Linked DNA regions of Homo sapiens: all the other regions are linked to region 1. A link is a contact called in ENCODE Hi-C or POLR2A ChIA-PET data. All regions are on one chromosome and are shown on one strand. The core of a region is the stretch at or near the end of the contact, and the rest is flanking DNA. Distances in the headings are between cores, read along the strand shown. Region 1 has its middle 9.8 kb from the start of MIR6747. Region 2 holds the start of TMEM109-DT (TMEM109 divergent transcript). Region 3 has its middle 32 kb from the start of LINC02954. Region 4 overlaps MARK2 (microtubule affinity regulating kinase 2). Region 5 holds the start of PLAAT3 (phospholipase A and acyltransferase 3).

The links. Hi-C counts contacts between places; a loop is a spot of excess contacts on that map. ChIA-PET counts read pairs that join two places held with the same protein, here RNA polymerase II (POLR2A). Pooled maps may share reads with other maps.
Region 2: a loop to region 1 is called in a map of CD8-positive, alpha-beta T cell, with 7 times the contacts of the local background. The contact joins the promoter of TMEM109-DT here to the enhancer-like site in region 1. A Hi-C loop is called at or near these places in 1 of 168 maps with a recorded cell type or tissue (CD8-positive, alpha-beta T cell), 1 of 37 single-sample maps with no recorded cell type and 7 of 50 pooled maps.
Region 3: a map of naive thymus-derived CD4-positive, alpha-beta T cell shows a loop between it and region 1 (7-fold over the local background). The contact joins two enhancer-like sites. A Hi-C loop is called at or near these places in 1 of 168 maps with a recorded cell type or tissue (naive thymus-derived CD4-positive, alpha-beta T cell) and 4 of 50 pooled maps. POLR2A ChIA-PET finds 5 or more read pairs at or near these places in 1 of 52 experiments (activated T-cell).
Region 4: a loop to region 1 is called in a pooled map, with 2.1 times the contacts of the local background. The contact joins two enhancer-like sites. A Hi-C loop is called at or near these places in 1 of 50 pooled maps. POLR2A ChIA-PET finds 5 or more read pairs at or near these places in 3 of 52 experiments (OCI-LY7, PC-9 and activated CD8-positive, alpha-beta memory T cell).
Region 5: a loop to region 1 is called in a map of ovary, with 5 times the contacts of the local background. The contact joins the promoter of PLAAT3 here to the enhancer-like site in region 1. A Hi-C loop is called at or near these places in 1 of 168 maps with a recorded cell type or tissue (ovary). POLR2A ChIA-PET finds 5 or more read pairs at or near these places in 1 of 52 experiments (activated CD4-positive, alpha-beta T cell).

The regions. Positions count from the first base shown.
Region 1 is chr11:62,554,934-62,559,559 of GRCh38, reverse strand. No RefSeq gene overlaps it. Among named protein-coding and RNA genes, the nearest start is that of MIR6747, 9.8 kb to the left of the region's middle. RefSeq lists enhancers at 1,198-1,713, 2,528-2,687, 1,946-2,749, 2,718-2,857, 3,188-3,247 and 3 more. Within about 2 kb of position 2,604, at least 41 of the 41 ENCODE cell types and tissues checked have a DNase peak (open chromatin) inside an H3K27ac peak, as active enhancers do; they include CD8-positive, alpha-beta T cell and ovary, where a contact is called at or near this core.
Region 2 is chr11:60,911,470-60,916,095 of GRCh38, reverse strand. It overlaps TMEM109-DT (TMEM109 divergent transcript), which reads left to right and starts at 2,033. Exons shown (of 2, transcript NR_186356.1): 1 at 2,033-2,136; 2 at 2,619-2,930. It overlaps TMEM109 (transmembrane protein 109), which reads right to left and starts at 1,938. Exons shown (of 4, transcript NM_024092.3): 1 at 1,828-1,938. RefSeq lists enhancers at 30-79, 1,140-1,309, 704-1,702, 2,701-3,699 and a silencer at 1,490-1,649.
Region 3 is chr11:61,020,601-61,025,226 of GRCh38, reverse strand. No RefSeq gene overlaps it. Among named protein-coding and RNA genes, the nearest start is that of LINC02954, 32 kb to the left of the region's middle. RefSeq lists an enhancer at 3,543-3,592. Within about 2 kb of position 2,811, at least 5 of the 41 ENCODE cell types and tissues checked have a DNase peak (open chromatin) inside an H3K27ac peak, as active enhancers do.
Region 4 is chr11:63,870,197-63,874,822 of GRCh38, reverse strand. All of the region lies in intron 1 of MARK2 (microtubule affinity regulating kinase 2), which reads right to left. Among named protein-coding and RNA genes, the nearest start is that of MARK2, 33 kb to the right of the region's middle. RefSeq lists an enhancer at 2,868-2,977. Within about 2 kb of position 2,667, at least 27 of the 41 ENCODE cell types and tissues checked have a DNase peak (open chromatin) inside an H3K27ac peak, as active enhancers do.
Region 5 is chr11:63,612,446-63,617,071 of GRCh38, reverse strand. It overlaps PLAAT3 (phospholipase A and acyltransferase 3), which reads left to right and starts at 2,639. Exons shown (of 5, transcript NM_001128203.2): 1 at 2,639-2,687; 2 at 3,004-3,072. The coding sequence starts at 3,058. It overlaps LNCROPM (lncRNA regulator of PLAAT3 mediated phospholipid metabolism), which reads right to left and starts at 764. Exons shown (of 4, transcript NR_199012.1): 1 at 660-764. RefSeq lists silencers at 2,427-2,486, 2,507-2,586 and an enhancer at 4,583-4,626.

The DNA.
Region 1 (4,626 bases), core at 1,355-3,854:
AAGGGGAGTAGATATGTTGAAGCAGGGTACTTTCTGTGTTCGCAGTACCTCGATATGCAGGAGAGAAGACTTCAGAAGAACAGAAATAGAGGCCTGTGTTCACTTGTGATTTTAATTACCCTGCCTCCTACGGTGATGACTGTCTTCTAGCTGGGAAAGAGCGGAAGCAGTTGGGGCGGGTAGTGACATGGGGCTTTGTGACTACCTAATTCTTAGGGATCAGATTCCAGGCCTTTCCCAGTGAAGGGAGAGAATAGCTGCTAATAACAAGAGCTAACGTGTATAATTCACAGAGCGCAAAGGAACTTTACATTATTTCCTGTAACTGTCCTGTGAGGTAGGTAGCTGACAATATGCAAGGGTTGTAGTTTCTTTTTCTTTTTTTTTCTTTTTTTTTTTCAGACAAGGTCTGGCTCTGTTGCCCAGGCTGGAGTGTAGTGGTGCAGTCTCAGCTCAACCTCTGTCTCCCAGGCTCAAGCCATCCTCCCACCTTAGCCTCCTGAGTAGCTGGGACTATAGGTGTGCACCACCACGCCCGGCTAATTTTCGTGGTGGGTTTTTTTTTTTTTTTTTGTAGAGGTAGGGTTTCGCCACATTGCCGAGGCTGTTCTCAAACTCCTGACCTCCAGCGGTCGTCCCGCCTTGGTCTCCCAAAGTGGTGGGATTGCAGGCATGCATCACCATGCCTGCCCTAGGGCTGTGGTTCAAATGCCTCAAACCTGCAGGACAAGGCACAGACTACTCAGAACAGACACTGGCCTGGCCCATTGGCCCATTCCTGGCTGTGTTATCAGTCTGGTGGTGGTATCCCTGATTTCTAACGGGAAGCATAGGGATTTACAGATTTCACTAACTTGACTGTGATCACACATTTTAAGTGGTAGAGGCAGAGTTTTGAACCCAGTGGGTGTCACTTTTTTTTTTTAATTTAAAATTTTTTTGGTAGAACTGGGTCAGGAAAATGTTTTAAATTTTATTTATTTGAGAGCTGGGGTTCTTGCTATGTTGCTAAGGCTGGAGTGCAGTGGCTGGCTGTACAAAGGCTCAATCGTGCTATAGTTTTTTTTTTTCTTTGAGACGGGAGTCTCGCTCTGTCGCCCAGGATGGAGTACAGTGGTGCGATCTTGGCTCCACTGCAAGCTCCGCCTCCCGGGTTAACGCCATTTTCCTGCCTCAGCCTCCTGAGTAGCTGGGACTACAGGCACCCGCCACCGCGCTAGGCTAATTTTTTGTATTTTTAGTAGAGACGGGGTTTCACCGTGGTCTCGATCTCCTGACCTCGTGATCCGCCCACCTCGGCCTCCCAAAGCGCTGGGATTACAGGCGTGAGCCACCAATCGTGCTACAGTTTTGAAGTCCTGGCCTCAAGTGATCCTCCCACCTCAGCCCCCTTAGTAGGTGGGATTATAGGTGCATGCCATCACGCCTCACTTGGGTGTGACTTTTTTTTTTTTTTTTGAGACAGTTTCACTCTTGTTGCCCAGGCTGGAGTGCAATGGTGTGATCTCGGCTCACCACAACCTCCACCTCCTGAGTTCTGGTTCAAGCAGTTCTCCTGCCTCAGCCTCCTGAGTAGCTGGGATTACAGGCACGTGCACCATGCCCAGCTAATTTTTGTATTTTCAGTAGAGACGGGGTTTTATCATGTTGGCCAGGCTGGTCTCGAACTCCTGACCTCATGATTTGCCCACCTTGGCCTCCCAAAGTGTTTGGATTACAGGCGTGAGCCACCACGCCCAGTGGGTGTCACTTTGAAGCCTGTGTCCACACCCTGCTGCCTCCTAGAAGGTAGAGTAGTTGTAATTGTCAGCTAATATCCTGCTCAGGCCAAAGGTTACTATTTTTTCCCCTTTGAGCTTAATTTTTATTAATATCCTTTTCAGATTTTCTTGCTCTTCTGTCTTTTCCGAAGATCATTTAAGATCTTCCTGTAAATTTAACAGCTCAGGTGAAACTGGAAACCTCTAGATTGAGTCACATTTTGAGGCATATGCAGAAACGGTTGACTGCCTTTGGTCCCCAGCTTATGATTTTCTGTGTGGTTTTTTCATTCTGTTTCTTAGTCCAGGCACAGAAGAGGGCTCTTGGCTTGGATGGGGAAACCAGGTACATACAATGGGCTGGTAGTTGGGAGGGGATAGGGCTGTCATCTGCAGCTGAGCACTTTGACCTGCAGTTGGAGTGGGCAGAAAAGAGTTGTGGTTTAGAATCCATATGGGTGGAGATGGGCTGATGCTTGCTCAGACTGCTCCCTGGCTGCTCATCTTGAGCTGGGTCCAAACTTGATAACCTTTCTTCTGAGCCTCCTGAGCTCTTGTTAGCTAGGATCTGAAAATGCTAGGTGCAGCTGGTGCATTGACATGTTCCTGTAGTCTTGGCTACTTGGGTGGGGGGATGGCTGAGGCCAGGAGTTGGAGGCCTTAGTAGTGCTTGCCATGATTGCAACTGAAAGTGCTAGATGCAGGCTTGGGGCGTGCCTTTTAGCTTGTTGCTGGGGCCTCACTGAAGCTGTCAGACTCTTCCCAAATTCTGTTTCAAATCACACCTCCTTCTGTGGTTGTGGGACCTTCACCACCTTCCTGGTGTTTGCTTACCGTAACCTCCTGTGGCTGAAGCCTCAGGCAGGAGGGACCAAGTTGGAAGAGTAGTTTAGGTTTTAGAGGGCTGCTTGAAAGGCTCAGGAGGGAAGCCCAACTGTGAAGTGGGTCGGGGGTTCTGGGTGGGCCATGGGCAGCAGCGGGCCTGGCAGCCCACATGGACTAGGTGGTCTGCGCTGGGGCAGAGACCCCTACCTCAGCCTTCCTCTGCCTGCAGGAAGAGTGAGTCATCTGCACATCCTGCCTCCAGCCCTCGCCACGCGGTGCAGAGTAAGGGTGGCCAGGTTGTTGTTTGAAGCAGTGCTTGCACTTGGGCTAGGGCCAGTACCCACAAGCAGGAGGAGGAGCCTCAAGACGAGAGGGTTGTGGCCCCAGGAAGGCTGGGCCGTTGGCCTCTAGATGGGGGTGGGATGCAAGGGCTTCTCTGCTGTGGTGGGTAGGGGAGAGGTTAACAGTGGAAGTTTCTAACGGCAGATGTGAGGCAGGAAAGGGGAAGCACATCTGGAGTTCTTTCTGTCCCCCGCCCTGCCCCAGGGAGGCCTGAGTCACTGCAGCAAGGGCTCTTGCCCTTCCCATCCCCGCTGGGCTCTCCATGGCTTGCTGGATCCTTCCTTTTCCTTGCTTTTGCTGTGGGCAGCCAATCAGAGCCTGCGCCTGTGGATGTCTGTGGTTGCTGGGCAGTTTTCTCTTGGTGCTAGGGAGTCTCATGCCACCCAAACACCACATAGAGCTGGCGACCCGACTCCATGGTCCAGCACATGGCACAGAGACTGGGGTGAGGAGCAGAAAGGGAAGGGGGTGTTTGAATGGATCAGGGGCTGAGGGCAGGGCATGATCTTAGAAAACTAGGGTAGAATGAGGGAAGGGGGAGGCTCTTTTATCCACTTACTGGGCAAAATCTCAGAACCTCCACAGAGGGAGGGTGAGAGAAACTGGAGAAGGGGTCGGGGCTCAGGGCTGCAGTTGACTCAGATAAAATCTTTACAGAGCCTGGAGTGTGAATGGGAGGGGCTGAGAGAGACTTGGTTAGTTTGTAGATAAACCAGTAGATACTGGTTATAAGCAGCTATTTATCTTAGCTTTTTTGGCACTTCTGCTTAAGTCACTTATTAAAAAGTTAAAAACCTTTAAAGTTCTTCCAAGAAAGACTTATATTGTTTCCTTTTTTTCGTGCCCTGCTTTGAGCTGGAGCTGGACAGCTGCTGCTCTCACTGGGTCGGACCCATCCCACCAGCTGCCCACATGCCCCAAATGTGCCACTTCCCCTTTTGAAAGGTGGGGGAAGCCTAGAATGTTGAAGGGAGGGGAATGAAGTGCTTTGGAGGCTCCACCCAGTCATTTCTGAAATTAATACTGTGGTTTTCATGGCAACGGGCACTCTTTGTTGTCAACTCAGAACTTTCCCTCCACACATCAAATGGATTTTTCTGGGTGCTGTAGCTTCCCCAGCTCCTCCAACCAGTGTACCTATAGGGCACTGCAGGGCACTGACTTTCCCCACTTGCTGTGTTCCTGTGTTTTTGTTTTTTTTTTTCGAGACAGAGTCTCTCTTTGTTGGCCAGGCTGGAGGGGCAGTGGCATGATCTCGGCTCACTGCAGCCTCTGTCTCCCGGGCTCAGGCAATTCTCCCACCTCAGCCTCCCAAGTAGCTGGGATTACAGGTGTGTGCCACCATGCCTGTTAATTTTTTTTTGTATTTTTAGCAGAGATGGGGTTTCACCATGTTAGCCAGGCTGGACTCGAACTCCTGACCTCAGGTAATCCACCCGCCTTGGCCTCCCAAAGTGCTGGGATTACAGGCGTGAGCCACCGTGCCTGGCCTGCTCCTGTATGTTTGAATGTGATTCTGGGGTTCCCACCCCGTTCTCTTCCTCTAGTGCTGTGGAGCTCACATTGGTGCTCCTGAAAGGTTACAGAAACTGCCACCTGTTCCTGTCTGTTTGCTCCAGTCAGGCTGGCATGGCTCCCAGAGCAGGCTGTTGTTTTACTCCAGGGGAATTACTGGGGTGTCCCAGTGCCTCAGCACCCA
Region 2 (4,626 bases), core at 784-3,283, 1.6 Mb after region 1:
GCCTTGATAGTGGACATAGTCCCTGCCCTCATGGAGCTGAAGTTCACCAACAAGCTCAAAGTGGAAGGACATCCAGACTCCTCCGAGGGAACACATACCAGGAGACCATCTGCCTTCTGGGCTTACAGGCCATGGTTTTGTACCAAGAGGTATGAGAGGACAGCAAAAGGTGGGAGACAAAACCTGCCACTTCTGTTCGGCAGCTGCAATATGGCTCAGGTGGGTCTGGAGAGCCCAGCCTGGCTGGGGAAACAGCTTTACTTATTGTGTTAGTGAGAAGGCGCCACTGCTTATGTTTAGCTGTGGTTTGCTACAAGGGTAGGATGGGGCATTTCGCGCCCCCCCCTCCCAATCAAGGCTCCTTCCTCCTCTTCTCTTTCCTTTTGTTAGTTTCATTTCATGCTATGAATCACCAGGTGGCAGGAGGGGCGGCAAAAAGTGCCCTCTACCGGCTCTGACTGTCCCGCCGCTGCTCATAGCTGCCCCTAAGGAGCGGCGGTTCTCAACTTTGGCTGCCCATCGGAACTGCCTGTGCAGCCTGTTAAACAAGGACGTCTGCCCCACCCAGGGCTACTCACTCAGACTCTTCCAGAGAGGGACTCAGCCCTTTGTTTTGCAAAGCTCCTCAGGAATTTCGGATGCATAGCCAGCAGCTCAGGGAAAAGTCTAAGCAAAGCTTCAAAAGTGCAGCAGTGTACAAAGGACCCCTGACTTCCGTCCCAGGCTCAAGTGTGCCACGGACTAGAAGCTACTACCTTACGCCTGTTACTTAACCTGCCTGAGTTGCAGTCTCCTCAAACGTAAAAGGGAGTGAACCCAGGTGAAGAGTTGCTGTAAGGAGTTAAGATATTTCTGCAGCAAGCGCTTTGTAAACTAAACATCTATAGAAATGTTGCAGCACACACATTACCACTGACTATATATCGTAGCATAATTTAGCAGTTTATCAACCTGCCTTCCCCAGTAGACCGAGCGACTCCCGGTTAGACTTGACATGTTGGAATCCCCAGCGCCTAGTAGGAAAGATGACTAATAAATGTTTATTAAATGAATATTAGCAACCTGCCAAGAAACCGTGAGGGTCGAACGAGAAAGCCATGGAGAGGTGAGGAGGGAGGTTATTTTAATAGTAGATCCAAATATACAGCAGCCACACGAGAAGCACAGCTGAGTCTAAAGGAAGGTCCTAAACAAGGCGAAGCCGCCACTGCAGAGAATGAAGTCAGCGCCCTGGCAGGTTGGGGGCAGCTCCCACTAAACCCCTGACAGCTGCTGCCCAGCAACTGTTTGGGGGCAGGGCGACGGCAAAGGGGCAGCTTCCCTGCCGCTCCGCGCCCTAACCGGGGCGCAGCCTCCCGGAGACAGGGTGTCAGTGGCATGTGCTATTTCGAACGGCGCGTCCCCTGCCAAGCGCTGAGGGGTAGCGTCGCTGGCAAGGAACGTGGCGCGACCCATGAGTTTGGGGCCCCCCGAAGGGCTCGAGCCGAGGCTGCAGGAGGCTGGGCCGTGGGTCGGGGTTCGGGGGCTCGGGCTTGGCGCTGGCCTGGTCCCCACGCCCGGGAGCCGCTCCACCTCTGCCGGACCTCGGAACCTCGCCGCAACCCTCTTCTCCCCGGAAACGTGCGCCTCCCGGGTTGCCTGGAAACGACGCCCCCGGTTGCATAGCAACGGGGATCCGGGTCCCCGGTTTGTTTCGCACGCTGGGCGCGCGGACCCCTCCCCACTCGGACTCTCCAGGCCTCGCGGCTCCGCCTGGTGCCGCCTGCAGCGGCTGCTGTCTCCCCTTCCCGTGCGCTGCCCCACATTCCGACCTCGGCCCGCTCTCACCTTTCTCAGGCCACTGCTATCCTTCACGTGCGACTTCGCTGAAACGCGCCACCAAACCCGCGCCTCAACTCGGGGCGCTGGTTTACCTTCTCCGCATGCGCAAGGCGGGATGAGCTCGGAGACTAGCCGGCCTTCCTCACAATCGAAGCCTGTGCCGGGAGCGCATGCGCCCCGCTTTATCTATTGCGTTTCTTTTTCCCCCCACAAGCATTCCCACCGAGAGAAGAATGGGATCGGAAGTTCCAGCAGGGAACGGAAGTCTCTGGCTGGAAAGGGGAAATAAGTGACTATATCTGGGCTGTAGAGTGGGTAAACTGGATCTTTGAAATCGGAGTGGAAGCTAATCCTCCTCTTGCCACCACTCGGCATTTTGGGTCATGTAGTTCTAGAGCTACAAATGTTCCCTGGGGCATTGTGGGCAATGTAGTTCTAACCGAGCCGCTAACGAGCACCTAGTCTTCCCATACACTTTTCGCGCTAAAAAGGCACAAAAGAGAAAGATATTAAAGGAGCAATTAAAAGCACACTGCTCTAGGAAAACGAATGCGCTCCCCCAGAGAGAAAATTCATACCTGAATACTGTAGACGGCTCCCAAATGTTAGCTCAGAATTTCAGAGAAAGAGAGGAACCAACTCTCACTCTCCTTTTTCTGCCACAAAGGCAGTGCATAGGGACAGGAGGCAGATAAATGCTAGGTAGAAAAGAGCGGGTCCCTGGTGAAACCCCACCCTCAAGCCAAAAAGCCTGAAACCATGGCCCAAAGTGAGAACTTCTATCCATGTTTTTCCAGTTGAATGTTGCCTTTTCCTAAGCCACCCATGGCTCTGCCCTGCCTCATCCTGTGCCTAGAAAGACCCCAGACTCATCTGGCAGAGAGGAGAAGCAGCTGGATGAGGGGACGACCATGGCTGGATGTCAGAGAGAAGCAGCTTGTCTTCAGAGGGACAGCTTAAGGCGTAACTTCTGAGACGAATCTGGCTGGAGATAGCTGGACTTCAAGGGAAGACTACATACCGGCCTGTCCCACCCCCCTCTTTTCAGCTCACCTTCCCTCTGAAATCCACTTTGATCAGCAATAAAATCCCAGGCATTTGTCCTTTAATTTGTTCGTGCAGCTTTATTTTTCTTGGACGCTGGACAAGAGCTCGGGAGCCACGAGTGCGGATACAAAAGCTGTCACGCTGGCCCTCTGCCCTTGCTGGTGGAGGGCAACCGCGGGCCCACGGAGCTGTTAACACTTAAGCTGTCCACGGACGACAGAGCCAAAAGAACACTGTAACATGCCCTCTGGGGCTTCAGGAGCCTCAGGCACTCTGCCTGGACACTGCCCCGGGGCCTGCACGGAGTTCGCTCCTGCCGGTGTCCAAAAGCGCACGCTCTGGCTCCTGCACCCACTCACCTGCACGCTCCCTCCTATGAGGGGTGGAACGCGGTGAATCTTGAGTGAGTGGAGTGTGATCCCACTGGTGCTGAAAAACGGCTGGCTTGTTCCAGCGCTTGTGCACTCCAGTTCCCGCCTTGTTCACTTGCGTACTCCCTCCCATGAGGAGTTGAGAGCAGCGGGCTGAGTAAACGGGGCACCCCTGTTGTGAGTCCTGTGAAAGGTCAGGGCAATATCCTGCTTCAGCAGCACCGTGAAGGAGAATGAACAGGGCTTCAGAATGAGGTGATCTCTTGCCTGTCGTGTGATCCTGAGCACACAGCTTCATTTCTCTGAGCCTTCATTGCTTGACGTTCAAGAACTATAAAGGACCTAAAAATACCACTTCACAGTAGGTGTGAAGTTTCAAGGAAGCAACAAGCATGAACATTAAAAAAAAAAAAAAAAATCCAGGTTGCTGACTGAATGTTTTTATCACCATCAAGAGCTGTCATAGGAGAGCTTCCTTTTGATGTTAAAACTTGTTTCTCAAACTCAACCCTCTAAAACGTAACTCTTCCCTCCCACCCCCAACCATTCAGCCTTCCAGTTCTGCCTTCCTCCTAGAGTACACACTCTGTAGGCTCCCAATCTGTCACCTCACCCAGTTGTTTCTTTCCATCAGATGTTCCTCAGACACATCCATCTTCATCTGAGCTCTTGTCACTTCCTGCCCCTCAGCTAAGAGTCCTTCTTCCAGGACAGGCTCTGGTAGCATCCTAAACCTCACCTTCCAGCTTTTCTAACAGTTTCAATTTTACATTTGCTTGTGCGATCCTTTCTGATGTCTAAGATTAACAATCTCAGGTCACAGACTTTCCTGGGAAAGAAATTTAACCTTTTTTTTTTTCTATGACAAATTAATTTCTTTTCAACTCTCTTTTCCATGTGGGTAGTAGAAACAGTCTCAGACAGTTCAGGGTTCTTCCCATCCTTGATTTTCAGGTCGTAGACACCTTTTGGAAAATGAATATAGGGCCAAAGTTGGGGGAGAAAATGTATCTAATCCTGGCCGGGGGCAATGGCTCACACCTGTAATCCCAGCACTTTGGGAGACTGAGGCAGAGGGATCACTTGAGGTGAAAGAGTTCAAGTCCAGCCTAGCCAAAATGATGAAACCCTGTCTCTCTAAAAATACCAAACAAAACTAGCCAGGTGTGGTGGTGTGTGCTGTAATCCCTACTCAGGAGGCTGAGGCAGGAGAATCACTTAAATCCAGAAGGCAGAGGTTGCAGTGAGCCAAGATCACGCCACTGCTCTCCAGCTGGGTGACAGTGAGTGAGACTCCATGTAAAAAAAAAGAAAAAAAGAAAATTCATCTAATTATCAGTGTCAGTTGTTTAAGCTGGCAACTTCTCCCTGACTAATCTTCTGTCAC
Region 3 (4,626 bases), core at 1,562-4,061, 1.5 Mb after region 1:
CTTTTCCCCTGGCCTTCAGGCGGCATGCACCATACTTGCACGTGTTGCTACTGAGAACATCCTTCACTCATCCATCCAGCAAACTCCTACACAACCTTCAATGGCCGACTTGATTGTTCCCTCTTTTGTCATGCTTTTCCCACTAAACCCTGGCAGTTAGTGGCTTCTTCCTCTCTGTCCACACAGCCTCTGTAGTGGTGTGGTGGAGCCCTACATGAGGCAAAAGTTATCTGCTTGGACAGCATGTGGGAGAAACTCAAATATGGGTAGCATCACTCTTCCCTTAGGAACGTTATCTGGGATACCAGAGAAGTAAAAAGAAGCAAGGAGCCCAAGAGGGTGCCCGGACGTCATTTCTGTATAAGAAGGGGTAGGCAGCAAGAGGGGTTCACATCTGCTTCTTTCTACATCAGAGACACAATTGTGTTTACCTTGGGTGGGCCGGGTGGGGAGGAAGGGGCAGGGTGGAGGGGGCAAGATTTTAATGGTATGAATTCATGTTGTTGGAGTTTTAATACGGTTAAGGTATTTCCCATTTTAAAAAAAGAAAGGGCTGGGCCCAGTGGCTCATGCCTATAATCCCAGCACTTTCGGAGGCTGAGGCAGGACGATCACTTGAGGTCAGGAGTTCAAGACTAGCCTGGCCAACATGACGAAACCCCATCTCCACTAAAAATACAAAAATTAGCTGGGCGTGGTGATGTGTGCCTGTAATCCCAGCTACTCGGGAGGCAGAGGCAGGAGAATTGCTTGAACCTGGGAGGCGGAGGTTGCAGTGAGATGAGACTCTGCCACTGCACTCCAGCCTGGGTGACAGAGAAAGACTCCATCCCAAAAAAAAAAAGAAAAGAAAAAAAAAAAGAAAAGAGAGAGAAAGAGAAGGAAGGGAGGAAGGAAGGAAAGAAGAAGGAAGGAAGGGATGGAGGGAGGGAGGGTAGGGAAGGAGGGAGGGAGGGAGGGAGGGAAGGAGGGAGAAAGGGAGGGAGGAGGGCAGACAGGGAGGGAGGGAGTGAGGGAAAGGAAAGAACACTCCCTTAGGAAGACGCCTGCATGTGAGTCTGCCCTGCTCTGGCTCCAAACCAGGTGTTTTCCCTGCAGCATTAGAGCAGCTCGTTGAAATGGTGGGCTTTGTTTCAGGCCCACCGTGTATGAAAAATGAATCCCCAACAGCTAAAATCTCACCCAGCATGGCAAGGTACCCACAGGATGAACGGCTTCCAGGATCTGAGGGAACGGAGGCTCCACAGCTCCTGTCTGTCTCCTCCTGGGTGTTTGTTCAACCAAGGGAAATATTGGGCTGGGTTGCCCCTTGTCTTTCTGTTTGCTGCTGAGCACACACTTAAGTTCATGTGGGTTAAACATGCTTATCATGAGCCCTCGCTGTGCGGCGTGGTGTTTTCACACTGGGGCTTTGCAGTGAGGTGGAAAAGTTGTGCTACCTGCCAAGCTGTGTGGCTTCTGGCTAGTCATCTAATCTCTCGGGGTTTCAGTTGCCCTATTTACGAATTAGGGAGAATAATACCTTCTCAGAGTGCCCTTATGAGGATTGTATGAAACAACACATACCTGGCACATAGTAAATGCTACCCACCGTCATCATCACCATGTTGATGAACGGCAGTTACTGGTCTCTCTCTGCCCCAGGTCCTGTAAACTCCCCAGCGGCAAGGGCCAGGCTCCATTCCTTTCTGTGCCTCCCAGAGCTCAGCACAGAGCTGGCTCTATAAGGGTGCCTGGTAGTGATGATTCTACATTCCCGAACCCCGTATCCCAGAATGCAGCCGGTGCCTGTGCTGTTGGTGGGCAGATAGGCCGGTGTCTCCAGATTCTAGGCTGGGGCTCTGGTAATAATGCCCAGCCGTGTGGCTGTGGTGGCACAGGGACACTGGAAGAGCCATGATTAACACTCAGACTCTGAAGCTAGGCTGTATTTAAGTCCCAGCACTGTCATTATTTAGCTGTGTGACCTTGGCTTTTTACTTAACCTCTCTGGGCCTCAATTTTCTCACCCATGAAATGGGGTTGGTGTGAGACTTGACCATCCCCAGCCTCATCTCCTCTCAAACTGGACCTCCCTTGACCTCGCGAGCCGTGCAGTTTCTTGCTGTGTCTTCGCTCGTGTCATTCCCTTGGCCTGGAATGCTTTTCCCTCTCCACGTCGGTGGTTCACTCCTATTCATCCTCTACAACCCAGATCAGGCATCAGCTTCCCAGGAATTCCCTGTGCATCACTCTCTGCCTGAGCTTGCAGAGCTGTCAGTCAAATTGCTGGGTGCTTCCGTTCTGGGACACAGCCTTTCCCCCCACGCCAATGTTTCTGGAACCACTGGGTTCCGCTGCCAAGTCCATTGAGCCTCTTTGTGTTTCCTGTCCCAGATCCTTGAGGCGTATTATAATGAGGTCTCCCAGGAGTGGAGGGGAAGCCACCTGCTTATGTTTGTGACTTCCCTGCCAGGCTGGTGCTCCTTCAGGTCAGAGCCTGGCTGTCATTCATCTCAGCTTTCCCAGTCTCAGCACAGGCCTGGCCCATGTCGGCTCAATAAGGTGCAGGTCCCAGGTCTGAGTCCCTGGGAGACATAGAGACAGGGGCCAGCTGGGATCAGCCCTCCTACTGTGTGTGGTGCTGTTTCTTCAGACTGCCCAGGGCTAGGGCAGAGCTTCCCAATTTCTCAGAGACTGTGGGGGGCCCTGGGTGGGAGAGCTGGGGTGAGAGAGGCAGCTCCGGGGAGGTTGGGGAAATGGGGGTGACTCAGAAGGCATTGCCATCTCCCTGTGTGAGCTGGGGCGGGCACGAGGTGGGGAAGGATTGAATTGTGACTCTGTTACTAACTCTCAGTGACCTTGGACAGGTCCTTTCCCACCCTAGGTCTCAGTGTCCTCACCTGTAAAATGAGAGTGGGACAAGACATTCTCCATGTTCCCCCAACCCTTGCCCCGCCCTGCCCCCAGCACTAACGCACTGAAGACCCCAGGCACTGCTGAGTGCCTCCTGGCTTCCCCTTTCTCCTTTTAAGGAGCGCTCTCACCTGCAGTGATTAATCTACCAATGACGGGGTCATTTACTACCAACCCTCTAACCCTCACCACCACCTGTGAGTTACCCACTACTGCCCACACATTCTACAGACCAACTTACAGCAAACAAAGTCTCAGAGATGTTGAGTGATTTGCCTGAGGCCACACTGCCAGGAGGGGTGGAGTGGGGAGTTGAACACAGGCTTTCACAAGCCCCCTGCCGCTGAGTCTGCCCCACCTACCCCAGAAGTGGCTCCTCCCCTAGGAATCCCCCGCCACCCTGGGGAGGGTTCAGAGGGCCCGAGGAGGGGGCCCAACACTGCCAACCACATCCTGTGACGGTTGCCCTGGGGAGCGCGGCTTTCTCTCCACCTCTGGGACAGGTGAATGGAAAGCAGGCCCCGCCCACCACACAGCCCCACCTCCTTCATGATCCGCCCCTCCCGAGACGGCTCGGAGAAAACCTGAGCCCCAACCCTCACCCCGCAGGCAGAGCTGGGCACTGGCCATGGCAGCAGGGATAAAGTCATAGCCCTGAATGGGCAGAGGACTGGAGGCAATGCCGATTTCTCAGTGCGGATCCGCTCCAGTCCCCTCCAGCGCCACCAGCCTCATCCCCACTTCCTTCTGGGGTGGTGCAATCCTTTTCCAGGCAACTCTAAGCATAAAACTCCCTGGAATTATACTACCTTTGAAGATTTGGGGGCTCAGGCGGGAACTCATTCAGTGCAGTAACCCCTGCCGCTGAGCCCAGGGCTGCTGTGGAGCAGCCCAGGGAGGCAGTGAGGTTGAGTTCTCATAGACCCTGCCTCTCAGTCTGTCAGGTTCTGTTTTCCTATCCCCAGTGTTAAAAAAATGTTTTTGAGATAGAGTCTCACTCTCACCCAGGCTGGAGTGCAGTGATGTGATCATTCATGGCTCACTGCAGCCTCAAATTCCTGGGCTCAAGCGACCTCCCTGCTTCAGCCTCCCAAGTAGCTGGGACTACAGGTGTGCACCACCATACCTGGATGATTTTCAATTTTTTTTTTCGGTAGAGACAGGGTCTCACTATGTTGTCCAGGCTGGTCTTGAACTTCTGGGCTAAAGTGATCCTCCTGCCTTGGCCTCCCAAAATGCTGAGATTACAGGCGTGAGCCACGGTGCCCGGCCTCCCCAGTGTTTTTTATGGTGCTGAGCCACCGTGGGTTTTCCAGTTCCCTAGCATTTCCTCCTAAACAGATAGAGTTGCCCCCACCATTGCCACAACCTGACTTCTCCCTGACACGCACACACACACATGCACACACACACACACACACTCTGAACATGGAGCAGTTGCTGTTGGTGCTTTTCCTGGACCATTCCCATGGAAGATGGTTCCTTATAGCATGTGCCTCTGACCCTCTGCCTGTGGCTTCTCCCGACACAGCGTGTGCCCAGCTCACTCACAGGCCGCTCGGTAGTGCTGGGGCTGGGGGTTAATGTCTCCTCAACCAATGACAGGCAGAGAGGGTGGGTCAATATCCCAGCTCCCTGCCCCCTTGGTGGGACAATTCTGAGGTGTGTCTCCCAGAGGTCCCCAGCACCATTGAGCTCTGGCTGCCCATAATAGCAACCTGTTCATGAACA
Region 4 (4,626 bases), core at 1,418-3,917, 1.3 Mb before region 1:
CTCTACCCTGACAGCTCTACCATGTCAAGTGACCGTGGTATCTAACGCTGATGCTGGTTAAAGAGATAACCAAGGTCATGTGAGCTGGGCCGACAAGTTCTGCTGCACTTGTTTATAGACAAGGGGATTAGAACAACCTGTCAAGGGAGGGGAGGGGGCAAACCCTGCGCACAGGGCAAGCATTGGCAACACAGCATAGAGGCCTCCCGCCAAGAAATTTTTTGCTCAAATATAAAGCAGAAATCTCTCACCAAACACCAAACCAGTTAACTATGCCAAATACCACTTATGATCAAGTGACCTTGAGGCACTGCTCAATTTTTCCAATGTTCTTTGGGTTTTTTGGGGGTGGAGTGGAGGGGAAACTAGGAAGGTAGGCAACATAAGGTCCCTAAAAAGCCCCAAGTTCAATTAATACCCAAGCAAAGCATGTAGGGCTGAAAAAAGAGGAGATGTCTTAAGGGTATATTTGTATAAAGCAAGCATTCAATTCTCAGATGCCTAAACTCCCAATCAGAAATCAAAATGCCAAAACAGAACTTTCTGTGACCACTTATGTTGGAATCAGGAGGAAAGTAATTGTTTTTAGGTGCAGTTCCAGGGCAGAGGGGATAAGGCAGCAGGGAGTCTGGACACCAGGCCAAAGTCATCCTCTCTAACCAGAGGGTCAACCTGACAATAACAGTCGCTGGCCGCAAGACACAGGAAGGAAGAGGGAAAGGTGGTCAGCACCTGATCCCCTGGCCTCAGGCACTACAGGCCACAGAAGCTATAAGGCTATGGCACAAAAGCTGACCCCTGGCTCTGTGAAGTTACAGGCTTTCCAGTGCTCCTCTGCAAAACCATTTGTCACAGCCCCTAAATAACCAATCTTCAGGCTGGGCACAGTAGCTCATGCCTGTAATCCCAGTCCCTCGGGAGGCCGAGGCAGGCGGATCACCTGAGTTCGGGAGTTCAAGACCAGCCTGGCCAACATGGTGAAGCTCTGTCTCTTATTAAAAATACAAAAATTAGCTGGGCGTGGTGGCGCATGCCTGCAGTCTCAGCTACTCGGGAGGCTGAGGCAGAAGAATCGCTTTAATCTGGGGTGTGGAGGTTGCAGCGAGCCGAGATCGCGCCACTGCACTCCAGCATGAGCAACAGAGCAAGACTCCGTCTCAGAAAAAAATAAAATAAAATAAACAATCCTCCCCATTCAGCAGGGTCGGGCTGCTACTGGCTGGTCTCTGCCTCAGGCTCTCAAGTCTTAGCAGCGAGAGGATGTTTCCTTTTGGGTTTTCCCACAGCTGGCTGTGGAGGTTGGCAGAAGACTAAAGTGGTGCCCCTTTCCTAGCCAGCCAAAGGGGGAAGGTGAAACAACTGCTGGCAGCCTGTGCTCCCACTCCAACATCCCCTTTCTCTCAAAGGAGCAGCTACCACTCTCTTGACCTTTCAGCCACTGTCTTGTTGAGGCCAGGGAAGATGCACCCAACCTAAGAAAACTGAAGGTAGTAAGTTAGCAACAAGAGAATGGAGCTTAGGAACTAAAGAACCTGGCTTTCGGGAAAAAAGGGATATTGTACTCTAAGAGATTCAAAGAAGAAACTCCCCAAACCACCCAGCCAGCTCTTCTGAAGAGCAGGGGTATTTAGAAGTGCTTTCCATTTCCCAAGCTATTAGAGAACAGGGTGGCCTTGGACAGACCTGGCAGACATCTAGCTGGGTCACCATCACCCCTAAGGAGACTGGTCTCCAGTAACAGCAGAATGAGTGCACACACCTGCCACAGAGTGCCAGCCCGGGACAGTAACGTGCTCCAGAGTTCACATACTCATGCGCCCCGGAATCTCCTCCAGATCACTGCTGACATGCAGAGCAGGGAGGTGGACTGAGTCCCGCTCTGAGCTGGTCACTCCAGTTTGCCTGGCAGGGTGGGGGTGGGGGTGGGGGTGGGGGCAGGGAGAAGTGGGGGAGAGGAGGAGGAGGAGGAAGGGAGATTATGATTCTTTATTTTCAAGCCCTGCCCCTAAAACCAGGGAGGGAAGCGGCGGGGTTCCCGTTGCAGGAGCTCCAATCTCTGGGCACTACAGAGCCAACCAGCTGCATAAGAATTTTGGAGAACGTGCACATCAAACAAGCTGGGAAAAGGAGGGGAAACCAACCACGGTAGAAGCGGGTTGGTCCCCTGCCAAGAACTCTGAATGGTACTCCTATCAGAACTAGAACATAGCAGGAGGTGGGCAGGTTTATGGCCTCTGGGAAAAGGCAGGTTTATGGCCTCTGGGAAAGCAGTAAAGACTGGACAAGCATGGAAACAAAACTCACTCCCTGGCAGGAGACGACAGCCTATGGAGTCAGAAGTGAAATGCTGTCCCAGTAAACCTTTCCCAGTAGGATAATCACATTCTAACCTTAGGTCAATTTTCATGTGCTTTGCCGGCTGTGACCTGGACCCTGCAGTGTGGAACACGGTCACTTCTACAACCCTGTAAGTTAAGGTCTGCACTCCAAGCACTTGTGAGGGAAGAGGGACTCTCATTGGCTGTGTTGTGCAATCTAGTCTGTGGCCAAGGGCAAAGCAGAAGCCACAGATGACAGGCCCTCCCACAGGGAGAGGAAAGCTCCTCCCTTTCCAGAACACAGCCCAAGGCTGCCACAGAGAGGTGCTGTTTAGTGACAGAAATATTTGTCAGGAGTGGCCGGAGGAATGGCCACTACATACTTCCTCTTTCTCACCAACTGCTACCATCAGCCTCCACTGGCTGCCTCTCAAAAGCCTGCAGAACCTCCGGTGGCAGGAGTGTTCTCTGAGTCATTCCCTCAAGAGAAAAGGGAAAGTGGGCCTGACTCCTGGGCCTGAAGAAGCCTCACAGTGCCCTCAGCCAGCCCTTGCTGCAGAGCAAAAGCCAAGGATTGAAATCCTGGACAGCCTACTCTTCACCCACACCTGCACACAGTGAATACTCTTCACCCACACCTGCACACAGTGAATACTCTTCACCCACACCTGCACACAGTGAATACTCTTCACCCACACCTGCACACTGTGAATACTCTTCACCCACACCTGCACACAGTGAATACTCTTCACCCACACCTGCACACAGTGAATACTCTTCACCCACACCTGCACACTGTGAATACTCTTCACCCACACCTGCACACAGTGAATACTCTTCACCCACACCTGCACACAGTGAATACTCTTCACCCACACCTGCACACAGTGAATACTCTTCAGCCACACGTGCACACAGTGAATACTCTTCACCCACACCTGCACACAGTGAATACTCTTCACCCACACCTGCACACAGTGAATACTCTTCAGCCACACCTGCACACAGTGAATACTCTTCAGCCACACCTGCACACGGTGAATACTCTTCACCCACACCTGCACACGGTGAATACTCTTCAGCCACACCTGCACACGGTGAATACTCTTCAGCCACACCTGCACACGGTGAATACTCTTCAGCCACACCTGCACACGGTGAATACTCTTCACCCACACCTGCACACAGTGAATACTCTTTAGCCACACCTGCACACAGTGAAAGCACTCCCTCTTACTCCAGAAGATGGCACATGGCGGTGGGGGGAGCACCAACACTCATCTCAAAAGGCACCCAGGACTGGGAAAAGGAAGTGATGGCTTCGTATTTAAAGCATGCCTTAAAAAAACAACTTTCTGTATGCACGCACGTACACACACACACAAATATGCATATACACACACACAAACATAACTGATTTTATGTATGTGTGTGTAGGTATATACACATATACATGTAAAATTGATATCAAATTAGATCCACATGGTTTCTGGATTTTTGCCCACACTGTATTATGAGCTGGCTGTCTCCCCTTCCCTGCCTGCAGCTCCAGACTAACTCTCTTCCCTTCCTAGAGTCTCACTCTGGGTTCCAGCCACCTGTCTTCAAATGTACAATGGCCTCTCAGACCCCCCCAGGTCTTGGCCACAGCTTTCCACTGCCTGGAACACTTTCCCTCTAGCAGTCACTCCCATTCCTCTTTGTGGTGAGCCTCAGCTCAGACATTGCTTCCACCAGGAAGCTTTCCTGATCCCTGCATCACTTCACAGGGTCTCTCCGGACATTTCCCAGCTCGGGCCTTCCTGCACTAGCACTTCATTGCTTGCTGAACGGCCTCCTTCACAACTCTTGTTGGCTGTCTTGTTCACTATTACACAGACTGAGAGCAGCATAAGGGAATTTCCAAGACTAAATCACTTCGTGTCTTCAGTGCCCAGCCACAGTGCCTGGCACCTAACAGGCTCTCCAGAAATGCTTTCCTAACTCACCACGGGAAGTCTCGGGGTCAGAGTCTTCTCGCTTTTCTCGGAGTGACTCCTCACCCAAAAGCTCTTTGCACAGCTCTGCTCCATGTGACCCCTTTTAGCCTGGGTCAGGGCTAGAATGCTGGTGCCGACTTTTAAATCATTCCCAGCCGGGCGCCACGGCTCATGTCTGCAATCCCAACACTCTGGGAACCCAGGTGGGAGGATCACTTGAGCCTAGGATTTGAGACCAGCCTGGGCAATATTGTAAGACCCTGTCTCCACAAAAATACAAAATACAAAATAAATCATCATTCCCTAGGGCCTCTGGCACCTCTATGGGC
Region 5 (4,626 bases), core at 1,390-3,889, 1.1 Mb before region 1:
TTTGGATGTGAACCCACTGAGCTGGTGTGCACCTTAAAATAAATATCCTCCTGTATTCACCTATACTGGTCTCTCCTTTTTTTTTTTTTTTAGACAGAGTCTCGCTGTCGCCCAGGCTGAAGTGCAGTGGCGCGATCTCGGCTCACTGCAGGCTCCGCCCCCCGGGGTTCACGCCATTCTCTTGCCTCAGCCTCCCGAGTAGCTGGGACTACAGGCACCCGCCACCTCGCCCGGCTAATTTTTTGTATTTTTAGTAGAGACGGGGTTTCACTGTGTTAGCCAGGATGGTCTCGATCTCCTGACCTCGTGATCCACCCGCCTCGGCCTCCCAAAGTCCTGGGATTACGGGCGTGAGCCACCGCGCCCGGCCTATACTGGTCTCTCTACTCCTCTGCGTCCTGCAACACAGGAGCCCTCATAAGGAAATGAAGACCCAAAGAAGTAGTTGGTGTCAGTTACTTCTACACCGAATTGGACAAAGAATAGTAAGTTGTAATGAAGCAACTAAGAGCGGGGCCCGGTAGCTCACGCCTGTAATCTCAGCACTTTGGGAGGCCAAGGAGGGAGGATCACTTGAGTCCAGGAGTTTGAGACCTTGTCTCTATTTAAATAAAAATAAAAATTAAAAAGATGCAACTAAATTATGTGGGGAGGCTTACCAGATAACAGTTATTTTCCTGGAGAACATTACGTTCAGTGAAATAAGCCAGGCACAGAAAGACACATACTTTGTGATCTCACTTATATATGGAATCTAAAAAAATGGAACCCACGAGTAGGGAGTAGAATGGCAGTTACGGCGGTTGGGGGGAACAGGGGGGTGTCAGGGAGATGTTGGTCAAAGGGTACAAAATTTCTGTTAGGAGGAATAGAGGAATAAGTTCACCAGATCTATTGCACAACATGGTGATTATAGTAAATAACAATGTACTATGTTCTTGAAAATTACGGAGAGGTTTTGTGTTCTCACCACAAAAGAAGTATGTGAGGTAATGCATATGTTAATTAGCTCGATTTAGTTATTCCACAATGTATACATATTTCAAAACAACATGTTGTACATGACAAATACGTGGCAATTTTTGTCAATTAAAAAGTAAAAAATGGGCCGAGTGGTGGCTCACGCCTGTAATCCCAGCCCTTTCGGAGGCTGAGGCAGGTGGGTCATTTGGGGCCAGGAGTTCGTGACCAGCATGGTCAACATGCTGAAACCCTGTCTCTACTAAAAATACAAAAATTAGCTGGGCGCGGTGGTGCACGTCTGTAATCCCAACTACTCCGGAGGCTGAGGCAGGAGAATCGCTTGCCCGGAAGGCAGAGGTTGCAGTGAGCTGAGATAGAGCCACTGCACTCCAGCCTGGGTGACAGAGTGAGACTGTCTCAAAAAAAAAAAAACAAAAAACCCCAAAAAGTAAAAAATGAAAAAAGTTATTTCAACAAGGTCTGTACAGAATTCTTTCCGTCTCAACATCTCCTCTTTGAGGATAAGGATGTTGCTTTTTCTTCTAGTATAAGGAAGGTGTCCTTCAACATGGAAATTTCATCTGCTTTTAAGACACAGAAAAGGGGTCTTCTTGCACCTGCTGAGTTTTAAATGCCTTTAATTCAAAACAGCCAATATGCCATGGTGGTGTGTATATACACACACACACACACACACACACATATACACACATATATACACATATATATACACACATATATATGCACACATATATATACACACATATATACACACATATATACACACATATATACACACATATATACACACATATATATACACATATATACACATATATACACACATATATATACACACACATATATACACATATATACACATATATACACATATATATACACACATATATACACACATATATATACACACATATACACACATATATACACATATATACACACATATACACATATACATATATACACACATATATACACACATATATACACATATATACACATATATACACACATATATACACACATATATATACACATATATATACATATATATACACACATATATATATTTTGAGACTGAGTTTCGCTTTGTTGCACAGGCTAGAGTGCAGTGGCGCGATCTTGGCTCACTGCAACCCCCACCTCCCGGGCTCAAGTGATTCTCCTGCCTCAGCCTCCCGAGTAGCTGGGACTACAGGCGCATGCCTCCACGCCCGGCTAATTTTTTGCATTTTTAGTAGAGACGGGGTTTCATCGTGTTAGCCAGCATGGTCTCGATCTCTTGACCTCGTGATCTGCCCGCCTCGGCCTCCCAAAGTGCTGAGATTACAGGCGTGAGCCACCGCGCCCGGCCCTTGGTGGTATATTTTTAACTCCTTCAGTTTTTAAACTATAAGCCCATTCTTGAGTGAAGGCGAAAGTAAACCCATCATGGCCCTGCAGTGTGATGTGTGTGCAGAGGTCGAGTGTGTGCGACTCCTGGATGCTGGGCGCGCAGGGCATGGGTGAGGCGGGAAGAGGCGGTGCCGGGGGCGCGGGCGTCCTGCAGTCGCCGGGCTCGGGACCGGGGCCGGGCGCTCTGCGAGGCTCTCATTAGCCGGCGGCGCGGGGAGGGGCCGGGTGACCTCACGCCGGCCCGGCCACCGCGGCCATTAGACCCGGTCCAATTGCTGGGGCTGCAGCGCTGCCTCCGAGACCGCGAGGTGGGTGGATCGGGTCTTCCTGGAAGGGTGCGATAAGGCCGGGCGAGGTGCCTGGGATGCTTCTCCCCTTCCGCGAGGAAGAGATCTAATTGGGTAGGGCGGGTGTAGACTAGCCTGCCGAGCCGCCCGCTGGCACCTGCAGCCTCCTGGGCGCCCGCCGGGCCCCGGCGAGAAAGTTGTTAAAGGGAGCGAGGTGGTTGTTCCTGGGGTCCGAGGCGCGCCTCTCACGCCCTGCCCAACAGAAGCCGCAGTCCCGTGGGGTCTGGAGACGCAGTTTCCTGTTAATGACAATAAATCCCTGCTCCCCCTGCCTCAGACATCTACGCAGCGAAATCGAGCCTGGCCTTGAGGGTCCACACCGCGAGGGAAGATGCGTGCGCCCATTGTAAGTGCGGGGCGAGGCGGGGCTGGGCGGGGCTGGGAGCCCCCTGTTAGTGGGGACTCGTTGTCTCGGAGCCTGAATTACTGCTTCCGAGAGAGGAGCCTCGAGGATGTGGGGCCCGCACCTCTGTCAGCTGCGAGGCATCGGTGTCAGCTGCGGGTCGGCGCGCACCTGTTGGGAGTTGTCTCGGCGCGTCCTTCCGGGGGCCGGTGTGGGGGCGCCCTGCCTGAAACGCGCCCAGCGGAAGGCGGGACCCTCAGGAGGGAGGTGGCCAGGGCAGGTCTGTCCGCAGAAATCTGGCGCTGCCCTCCGGAGCCACACCCGGACAGCGGGACAGGCCTTGGGGGCTATGTCAGCTGACTCATCCCATGACCAGCCCTGCCAGCGGAGTCCCAGCGTTAACTGTGCTTGGCGACTGCCCCCCTTCCGCCTGGCCGGACCGCAGCAGAGGGATTCAGAGGATGGGATTTGGAGGTGGACCCTCCTAGTGTTGAGCATCTGGTTGTGAGACTCTCATCAAGTTCAAATCCACTGTTTCCCAGAGTGAAGGTTTTGTTTTATTTATTTATTTTTATTTTTATTTTTATTTTTTGAGACGGAGTCTCGCTCTGTCACCCAGGCTGGAGTGCAGTGGCATGATCTCGGCTCACTGCGACCTCCGCCTCTCGGGTTCAAGCGATTCTCCTGCCTCAGCCTACCGAGTAGCTGGGAGTACAGGCGCCCGCCACTACGCCTGGCTAATTTTTTGTATTTTTAGTGGAGACGGGGTTTCACCGTGTTAGCCAGGATGGTCTCGACTTCCTGACCTCGTGCTCCGCCCGCCTCGGTCTCGCAAAGTGCTGGGATTACAGGCGTGAGCCACCGAGCCCTGCCGCAGAGTGAAGATTATATCACTTAATACTCAGAAAGTGCCCAGAACAATGCCTAGCACACATTTTGAGTGCTCAACCATAATTCACTGTTGTTATTATCTCAGTCCATATAAAGAGTTTTGCCTGGTGTCAGGGTGTATCTGGCATGTTTGTTTGACACCTGGAGTGGTCACTTTTTAATATCATTCTCTATCTGATAACATTATTTTTAGCAATAATCATGCAATGAATAGTAATAATGTCCAGAAAGAAACACAGTGAGCATTTTCTTTTATTGAACCTCGTATATGTAATCATGACAGTAAAAACCTTATATATGTAATCATGAGAGTAAAAAAATTAAAAATGAAAAAGTAAATGTGAGTGCAAAAGCAGGAAAAAAAATGGATTAGTAGGTTTTAATCACATTAATGTATTTTTGAAAAAAGGAAAAACTTAGATGTAGGATGGTATCAGAGATGAATAATAGTAACACTACAACTTCTGTTTTTGAAACTTCTGAAAAGTTGTCCATGACATTGTCAAAATCAATCTTTGCATATTCATGGTCAGTATTCAGGGGAGCTATATCTACTAGTCCATCTTTGCTCCCAGTTGATTGAAGAACACTTTTTATTAATTTTAATTTCAAAAGCTGCTTTCATATAAAACTAGAGAGACAAAGGAAAAGCCTTAACCATCAGGA